Linked DNA regions of Mus musculus: region 1 is linked to region 2. A link is a loop called in an ENCODE intact Hi-C map of the cell type or tissue named here. Cell type or tissue: left cerebral cortex. All regions are shown on one strand. Region 1 overlaps Pde7a (phosphodiesterase 7A). Region 2 has its middle 33 kb from the start of Gm42188.

Region 1 (5,000 bases), 100 kb before region 2:
AAACTGAATATGTAAACTTCTAAGTAAAAAAATAGAAATTACTTAAAAGTCCATCATCCTGAGACAGTGTTAGCATCTGGAGCGATACCTAGCTTTGTCTTTATGCAAGCTTGTGTGTGTGAGTGAGTGATAGCTTTATACATTATGAGGGCTTTTCTCTTTTAACTTTTAGGTTAATTGGAAAATTCTAGGTTAGCTCAGATTTTCTCCACTTAATTATGTTTTAAGCATTTTACCCATACAATTAAATGTTCTTTAATGCATTTAGTAACTACAACATTAGAAAATTAGGAAAAAATACTAAATATACTAAAAATACTAAATGTATTTTTGCTGTATGCTTTACACCTTCAGTTCTTCAAAGTGTTTAAATAGCTGTATAAAATAAAAATGATTTAATTACCATATTCTATAACAATAAAATTGAACTTAGCCATGAGAAATTGTTATTCCTAATTTTTCATAATGACAAATAATGGGATATCTATCCTTAACAGTTCATCTTTACCAACATTTCTAATTCTAATAACTCAGGTTAGAGTCCTGAAAGTAAATTCGCAAGTAAAGGCACTAACTTTATAAGCATTTATTTAATTTAGTGGCATCCTGAAGAGACACACAATAGATTATAACTCAGATACTATTCCATAAATACAACCCTCTATTTATAAAAAAGAAAATTGTAAATCTGAAGTTAAAACCAGCCATCCTAAGAGTAACAGTGTCACCTTTGACCAGCCTGTGAAGGGTGTGGCCCCCAGCAGACACTGCAGTGATGTGGGCTGCCCTGAACAAAGCTTTACACTGAGCACAAACACTGCGTGTGGATGTTAGAGCTGGGGCTCTGTGCTGTGCAGAGGCCGGGCTGGAGGCTAGCTGGTCAGGACAGCGAGGGTCAGCGGGAGCAGCTGTTTGACGGTGGATTCAGATATGCTTGAGTTACAGACTGGAACGTGTGGCAGTTAGCACCAGTGGCCTTAAGGTTGTCGTGACTTTCTCATGCTTGGGGATCTTAGTGGTTTCCTTTCCTTGTTAGACGTAGTGCTGGAGCCCGGGAGTGAGTGAGGAAGCTGAGACTTACTTGGGGTGAACGAAAAGCCCCATAGCTTCCACCGTCTTGCAGGGACGAGTCACTCTGGGTGCCACGCTCAATTCTCATGTTCGTGTTTTTAGAAAAAAAAAAAAACTGCTAATAAATAGTGGATGTTTTACAATAAAGTTGTTTGATGATCTTTCCCTAAGGCCTCAAAAAATAAAAAACAAAAAAATACAGCCTCTAGAATGACATACTTCCCATGTGCTCTGAAAAGCCCAGAGTGCCGGGCGTGGTGGCACACACCTTCAATCCCAGCACTCGGGAGGCAGAAGCAGGTGAATATCTGAGTTCGAGGCCAGCCTGGTCTACAAAGTGAGTTCCAGGACAGCCAGGGCTACACAGAGAAACCCTCTCTCGAAAAACCAAAAAAAAAAAAAAAAAAAAAGCCCAGAGTGATCCAATGTGTTTCATTCATTTTTTTTATTCATTCTCATAGGCCATCAAAATTCATACATAATCCATGAACCTGAACTTCCGACTACAGTCCTTACCTTCATAGGTGAAGCAGGTCAATTAGTAAAAGGCAATTGGAACAAAGATGCCCATCAAAGTACTTAACGGCCCAGAGCTCTATTACTACTGGGCACAAATAGGAGCAATGCCACTTATTTTACAGAGACTATTTATAAAGATTAAAAGCATCAGCTAAAATAAAAAAACCAAACAAACATGTAGGTGTTACTCCGAAATGAACAGTAATTATTATTTTTATTATTGAAGCAAGGGCAATGCTTCTTTATTAAGCACCGTTTGCCAAGTACCTTTAATGGTTCAAACCATTCAAACCTTTGAGACTTTGCTGAAACTCAAGTTACCAAGTTAGCCGTTATCTTCTGAAAAACTAAGGTCCATCTCTACCAGTAGGTGGGGCCATGGAGCAGCTGAACCCTTCGTCAACTACAAAAGTGGCAGAACAAGTCCCTTACAAACTGAGTGCCTACTGTCCCTATCACAATTCATGGGTAGCTTTGTGAAGAGTGAATGTTAACAAAAATTTTGCATAATGCACACTTACAAAGTGATACAGGATTAGGAGTAGTTAAAAAGGATTGCAAAATATGCAAAAGACATTTCACTATAAAAATGCAAATACCTTAAACACCACTTGAGAAAGCACACACTCTTGCTTCCCCAGGCGCAGCCCATCTACTACAGGGACAAATACGTATAAGGCCTGGTGACATATGAAGAGAGATTAAAGCACTGTGACTATTTGTCTTGGTACTATGACAGGACAGAAACTGGACAGAAAGCCAAAACAATGTTCTTACTGTCTGACATGAGCTAGTGATTGATTCCAAAGACTTTATCTAGCAGGCACGAAGGCATCCATTAAATCGAATCTTATGTACACCACCTAAAGCTTGACAGAAAATGTGCAACATGTGAAGAATGCGCTGCTGATCCATCAACCTGACTCTCGCTAACGATCAGTAAACAAAGATTTGCTGTTGCTTTGCTTTGCACTTGCTTTGCAGTTGTTTTACTCAAACTCAACTATAATTTCATGGCTTGAGTCATACCCATATTTCAACTGACCACCACTACACCTACATAGTTAGTGGCTATCACAGTGATCACACTGGAGAGTTCAGAGTACAGATCTCGCTACACAATGCACCCATTCTCCCCTCTCCCCTACATTTACTAATTTGTCTAGAAACATCTACTTAATCTTTAGTCCTTGGGTTAAAGGTCAACAGCTACCCTGGGTTACCCCAGTTTATTCCAGGATCCTAGGTGTGTCATCACACTTAGTAACTCCAGTTCAGTAACTACCCCACAGATATTTTTCTTCCCTCAATCGGTATGAGGGTAAAATGAGAGAGAGAAAAAAAGTTAGGGCACCAAGATCAAAGTAGTTTGTTTTTCTTTTAAATTATGAATCCTTTAAATTTTCTACAAAATTTCCTTAGAATACAAGGAGTCTTAGGGTTCGGTATTTACAAGAGTTTATGTGGGTTTTTCCTTGTATGAAATAGTATATTTGAAAAACTCATTCTCACACAGTGTTGCATTACTGCAATTCCAGAACTTCAGAAATAAAAGCAGGAGAAACATAAGTTCAAACTCCTCAGCTATACAGTAAGTTCAAGATTAGGCTGGCTACCTGAGACCTTGTCTCAAACAACCCAACCCGGGGCGGGGAGGAGGAGCGACACTGCACAAGAGCTGTTGTGGTATTCATCCTGGGGTTCTGAAGACAAAGCCAGAAAGCTTACAGGTGTGAAGACAGTTTCAAGCACACAGTAAGTTCTAGACCAGCTGGTACAACAAAATGAGACTATATGTAATAGCTTGCATCCATATTCTGTATCCTAATACTTTATTCACTAAAATAATATTTTGTCCAGTAAAAACACTTACACTTTTATGATGTAAAAATTAAACCTCAAATTACTAACCCAAATGAAATGTGTTTCTATACCTCTATCTTTTCTATTGCTATGATAAAACACATGATCAGAGCAACCTGATTTGTAGTTCTCCATCCAGGGAGGCTGGGCCAGAGCACGGAGGCGGGAATACCTGCACAGGCCATGGAGGAGTGCTGCTTACTGGCTTATTCTCATGGCTTGCTCAGCCTGCTTCCTAACAGTACTCAGAACCATCAGTCCAAGAGTGGCACCACCTAGAGTGAACAGGGCCCTTCCTCATGTATCATCAATCAAAAAGAGTGCACCACAGACTGCCCACAGGCTAATCTGGCGGGGGTACTCTCTCAAAGGGGGTTCTCTTCTCCCAAATAACGCTAACTTCCTCCAAATCTAACACATTACCTCAATTTTCACATTTACTGAATCATAAATATATGAAACATCAACGGTGAAGACAGTACAAGTTATACCCTTTTTTTTTCAAATATGAACTTTGTTCTGAAAGACTAATGTTTAAACTCCTCTATGTAACAGGCATTCAAAACGGCAACAAATAGGTTTCATTTATTAATCTCATTGGTCAAGTAATTCAGAATCTCCTAACAGCTCTTTGAAAAGTATCATATGACTGGTTTAAGATCCAATGTCAATGTCTAAAAAAGTGTTGCAGAGGTTTTCACCAGGTACGCTTTACCATTTGAACAAAAACATTAACTGCCACACAGATTTTTTTTTTAACAGAATAAATCTTTTATCTTGGAAAATCTGACTCTATGCAGCATTTTTTAACAAATAGTCACTTTGTTACACAATACTCAAGTCCCTAAGCTACCCTACAGTACCTTTAAAAATCATGCTAGCTTGTGAGACTTTGTTTCCCATCTCTCCCTTGTGGTATGTCAGCTGTCAACTAGCACTTCTACAGGGTGAATGACCTATAGCTGCTTGTAATTCCATTTCAGATTACCTGCTGCTTAGAAAAGTTTGCTCAGCCTCGTTGGCTCTGAGATGATGCCCAGATCTATGTTGGTTGCTTAGAGTCTTGTTTTAAGTTTTATTATTGTGACTGTGTGTGTGTGTGTGTGTGAGAGAGAGAGAGAGAGAGAGAGAGAGAGAGAGAGAGAGAGAAAGAGAGAGACTGAGACTTGATACTACAGCTAACATGTGGAGGCTGGAGGAGAACCATGGAAGCAGTTCTACTGCCTTTATATGGTGCCTGAGGACTGGACTTGGGTGGCCAGGCTTCTGTGATCTGGTACCATGTGCCTTTGCTATCTGCGCAGTATTTTTCTGCACGTTGTCTGGGTCATTTTTAGTCTACAATTACATGTTTGAAACCAAATTTTGGATAAATGAGCCATTACTGTACATATTGTACCACTGTTTCATGTTTAAAATTGATACTCAACTTAGTCTGAGGTACTCTCATCTATTCATTCCCTTAAATATTTATTAATTTCCTACTATGAACTGCACTCTAATACTGAAGTCAAAATGAACTGAAATGATAACTAGTTTTGAATATA
Region 2 (5,000 bases):
TTTCTCCATCACTTTTACATAGGTTCTAGGCATTAAACTCATGCTGCCAATAAATGGCCTTTACCAGCTCAGCCATCTTGCCAGCCCCCAGGTTCTCTTTAATGAATATATATTCGTGGTATAATTAAAAATAGAATTAAGATGCGATACAATGTCTTGGTGCTTTTAGCACAAGCATGCTTCTGACACACCTCGTTGGGGAACTCTGGTCTCATTAGAGATCAGTGGTGTTGTACAAGTGTTTGAGCATCTCAGGTACTCTCTGGCAGAAACTCTGATGCATGATGATAGTAGTAGTCACAGTAGATGGTATAATTTTATAAATCAAATGACAGAGATTCAAATTTGGCCTACTCTGAACACTGGGGGAATAATTACACTTTATTCCAATTCTGTCTCTGCCTCCTCTTCTCTATCCCTCCCTGCTCCTTCCTCCTCTACTGTTTCTGTCTTTCCAGAATGGCCTTGAACCTGCTATTATTCTAGCCTGGCACCAAATTAAATTTTTTGTGTCTAGGTGCTGGGACTACAGGTGTGAGCTGTCATGGGCCTGGCTGTTATGTCTCTTACCTTTTAAAATGATGGTGATTGCCAATTCTGAGTATTTACTGAATCAAACCATTTTTTCTCAAAGTGATAGATCCTCAATTTAATGAAATGTATTAATATATATGTATATTTGCATGTATACTTATTTATTTATCTCATGTTTTCCTGATTTAATTGTGTTTAGAGACCTGGACAGGAAACCTGAACAACGTTGGTTTAGATATTCAAGGTCTGTTGTTGTCTTAGGATTCTTTATTTGTTTTAGCTTTCACATTATACCTTAAGTCACACAGCTCAAGGTCCTCATGTCATCAGTAGCACAGTTTCTAAGTTCTTAACTCTAATCTGTCTGCAAGTATTGAGAGGTTCCGGAGAGTACTAAGCAGGTAATGTAAGTAGCATTTGCCAGCAGAACAGCTTTTACACTGTGCTTACAGACGTCTGAGGAAGAGCAGGAGGCTTAGTGAGCAGAGGATGATATTAAGAGGGTATGAGTGCACGCTCTGAGAAAGGTCTCAGTACAATGAAGACTCAGTCATGCAATCATAAGATTAGTTCAGCTCACCAGAGGGAGGAGGAAGGAGTCAGGGGGCAAACTTGCAGGGAAAAAAGCAAAACCAAGGGGCAACTAGTATAAAACTGAATCCACCAGTGACATGTAGATGTAGACTCTCTCTGGCTTGCTGCTTCCTTTTGTAAGCACGTGTCTCCAGGGCCTTCATCTATTGAACATCTGACTGATACAGATTGTCTCATGATCACAAGTCATAGGCAGCACAGGCCAGTCAACTTGCCTGCATGTTTAACTCCACTTTTGTTCAGGAAACCAGTACCTCAATAATATGGAATTTTCCAATTAAATTTAAATATAATAAATTCAACCAGCCCACCAGTACTTCCTCTGGGTAAGATAGAGGAGATAGCTGTCATATTTGTTTGTTAAAGTGTAACTCCTAGGAGGATCGGATGCATTAATCTTGTGATTTTTGCTACATTATTATGTTAGAGTTCCTAGTTTTAAAGTTTTAAGATAGCTTAAGAGCTCTCTCTACATATGTATATGTTTATAAATAAATATCTATGAATGTATTCAACTCATAACTGTGTCTGTCTCTTGCTACATATCCAATTAGTCAGTTACCAGGTCATTTTCCTTATACCATACCATGAAAACATTTCGATCCTAAAATAAAATGTTAAATACATGAAATTTGCAAATCTATTTAAAAGATTGGAATAAATGACTTAATAACGTGGAGGAACTAATTGTTTGTAAGTAAGAATGATTATTTGATTATTGTAAAGCATTTTACCTGTTTAGTGTGAATTAGCCAAATGTTAGTAAAAGAATAACTAGTCATTCATACTTCATTAGAACCTTAAGGAGAAGAGCATTGTTTGTTAATTGCACATAAAATGTGAGGATGCTAGGTTTAAAATCTCCAACATTAAGTAAATATTAATTTAAAACCAAAGTAGCTGTAAATTGTTCTTTCTCGGCAAACCCCTTGGGCTTGAAAAGGCAGCACATTAACACGTTCCCATTCTGGATGAATAGAGGCTTTGTGCAGTCATTCACCATTTACGCAGCCTGTAGCACTTGTCTAGACAAGGACAATGAGCCACTTAGTGCCAAATATGAAGGGAGCAGCAGGTTCCAAGAACTCGTGGTGTGTTGTGGTTAGTGGAAGCCGTCTTCCACTAAGGCCCCCACTACTCCATCCCTTGCATAACATTCTTATTTAAAACCACGTTTTTGTAACTAAAAAGTGAAATATGCCGTTGGAATAGGGCAGACAGAGGGTGTTCTGTCTAACAGCTTTGGTTATCTGACAATAAAGCCAAAAAGCATTGCTCACAGGATTCCTGCCTGCTTAGCAGCTTGGGCATGCGCTTTAGTGAGCAGCTTTTAGGCTCTCCTGAGAAGGGAGAGTCACGTTTTTCTGTAGGGCTTTGTTGATAGCAGTTGGTTCGTCGTGGCTGTGCTGAAGCTACAGGGTTGAACATTTACCTGAATTCCTGTCGTAGTCCTTGTCCACAGAAGGCATCCCTCTTTTCATGTGTCTGTGGCAATAATGTGCCATTTTTTACAGGTGTCTGTGTGTGTGGCAGGGGTAGGTGTCGGAGGAGCTGCTTTCCATGGGATGCCAATAGGGAGGTAGGTAGTTAGTGGGTGGATTTTGTGATGTAAGATTGTCAGGGGATACGTTTCTTGAGGCAGTTCCCAGCAGCTCCCTCTTTGATAATGCTCTGTTAATTCCATAGTGAAGTCGATTTCCAGTGGCTGAGAACCCACTGGTGTGCCCTTTCCTTTAACCATCTCTATTGGGATGCAAGTTTCCTGAATTAATTTAGGTACTCCTTGGTTGGTCAATGGATCTTAGCTTTGTCTGTAATATTATTTTAATTTTATGTGTATGGCTCTCTTGCCGTATGTACTATATGTGTGCCTGGTGGTTGTAGAGGGCAAAAGAGGGAGTTAGATCTCCTGTACCTGTAGTTAGAGAGAGTTGTGGGCCACTATGTGGGTGAGGGGACGCAAACCTGGGTCCCTTGGAAGAGTAGCAAGTGGATTTAACTCAGGGATACATCTCTCCAGTGTTATTTTTTTTTTAGTTGGTTATATTTATTATGGATTTTGTGATGCTAGAGAAGAATCCAGATCCTCCAACATGCCACACAAACTATCTCTGAGCTACGTCCTAGCCTCTCAATTGACTTGATTATGATTTACTATTACATGCCATTTTCAAAAGTAGCCTCAAGTCCAAACCCCAGTGACAGAGAGTGACAGTCCCTGGAAGACTACAGAACATACAACAAAAGGGTCACTGGGCCTTTTAGTTCCCAGGGGTGACTTTAAATCTGAGTGCTTGGACTGTCAATCCTGGAGTTACTTGCCAGACAGTCCTCTTAAAAGTTAATCCTTACTGGTCAGTACATGCTGGGTCTCTGAGCAGCTGCAAGGCATCTCTGAGTCACATCTAGATGGTACGGAGTAGGGCTGTGCTGTGCTGTGCTGCCTCATTACATCCTGCTCCTAGAACTCAGTAGGTCAGCATGTAACTACAGCATCATAGTTGTTTTGGGTACTTCATGAATTCAGACTTCTTGGATGATCTTATTAAGGGTGAGACAGGGAGGGGACCCATGGATTAAATTCTTTTGAGTCAAGAGGGTGAGACGGAGGAATACATTTAGTTTTAATTTTAGAAATAATGGAATGTGACTTTTTTTCTTTTTGCACCTGAGTAATGAAGGGTAAAATTCCTGCATGTTATACAAATAAACAAGCAATTGCAACAGAGCGGTGTAAAAAAAGGAGAGAGAGAGAGAGAGAGAGAGAGAGAGAGAGAGAGAGAGAGAGAGAGAGAGAGCCTTTAGAAGAAATGTCTAAGCCAAGAAGAAACAGCATTAGCCAGAAGGGTGTGGGGGAAAACAGAAGACAAATAATGTTCCAGACATGGGGAGTTAAAGGAACAAAGAATTAATGGCTGAAAAGGTATCAGCAGAAACCAAGCATGAGTGGACAAGGAGTTCTAGAGTAAGTTGGGGATTTGTCCTGAAGGCAGTGGGGCAAAATGTGTATTTAGTGGAAATGATTGACAAGACAAGAGGTAGGGTTTGCAAAGGCTGCTGTGGCGTCCAAGTGGTCAGAATGTGGTCTGTCTGGCTTAGCAGCTGCGGGGGTTTGGGAGTTGGCAGAGCCATGTTCTCTGTGTAGCTTCAAGAGAGACTGTTCTGTAGCTTTCCCTTGGTGGCTAGTGTTATCAGCAATCCTCTGTAGAGCCTGGCTTGCTGATGCACCATGCAGCCTTTGCTTTGGTCATTACACAGTGCTCCCCTTGTGTCTCATGCCTCCACATCATCTTTCCTCTGTGTGTGTCTCCACCTCTTTGCATCTTGTTATAAGGCCAATATAGACAGATTTGATTTAGGTTTTCCTGCAACAGTGTGGCTTTATCTTAACTAACTGTATAAAGACCCCCTCCCTCAAATAGTTATGTTCTGAAGTTTTGGGAAAGACATGAATTGGGGAGGCAGATTTTTCATGGATTGAATTTCATGTAAGTACACCAAAACTATGAACTCTGGGACACCAGCTATCGGCCTCATCAGTCATTTCTCTTTGTTAAGGCATTGCTATGTACATAGTGGCTAACATGCTCTATAAACATGAACCTTGAATTGCAGAGAAGCCTGTCATCTCTATTTGATGAGAAGTTTTATTTTGTCAGATTGTTATCTGTGCTTTTTATAATTTGCTTATAAGACCATTGGCATGGAAGAGCAGAACAATGACCCATCCCAGGCTGGAGAGATGGCTCAGTGGTTAAGAACACTGACTGCTCTTCCAGTGGTCCTGAGTTCAAATCCCAGCAACCATATGGTGACTCACAACCATCTGTAATGAGATCTGTTGCCCGCTTCTGGTATGTCTGAAGACAGCT

Evidence for each region. Peaks named below come from ENCODE experiments on the same cell type or tissue, not always from the same donor. Only the 100,000 strongest peaks of a DNase experiment are listed, where the experiment ranks them.
Region 1: it touches region 2 in a loop (2.1-fold over the local background); 1 of 42 quality-filtered maps calls a loop at or near these places.

The regions. Positions count from the first base shown.
Region 1 is chr3:19,303,633-19,308,632 of GRCm38, forward strand. All of the region lies in intron 1 of Pde7a (phosphodiesterase 7A), which reads right to left. Among named protein-coding and RNA genes, the nearest start is that of Pde7a, 5.2 kb to the right of the region's middle. In left cerebral cortex, a CTCF peak has its summit at 1,967 (motif pointing right); a DNase peak (open chromatin) is centred at 1,973.
Region 2 is chr3:19,404,267-19,409,266 of GRCm38, forward strand. No RefSeq gene overlaps it. Among named protein-coding and RNA genes, the nearest start is that of Gm42188, 33 kb to the left of the region's middle. In left cerebral cortex, no CTCF peak of the experiment used is centred here; a DNase peak (open chromatin) is centred at 2,367; H3K4me3 peaks cover 579 bases.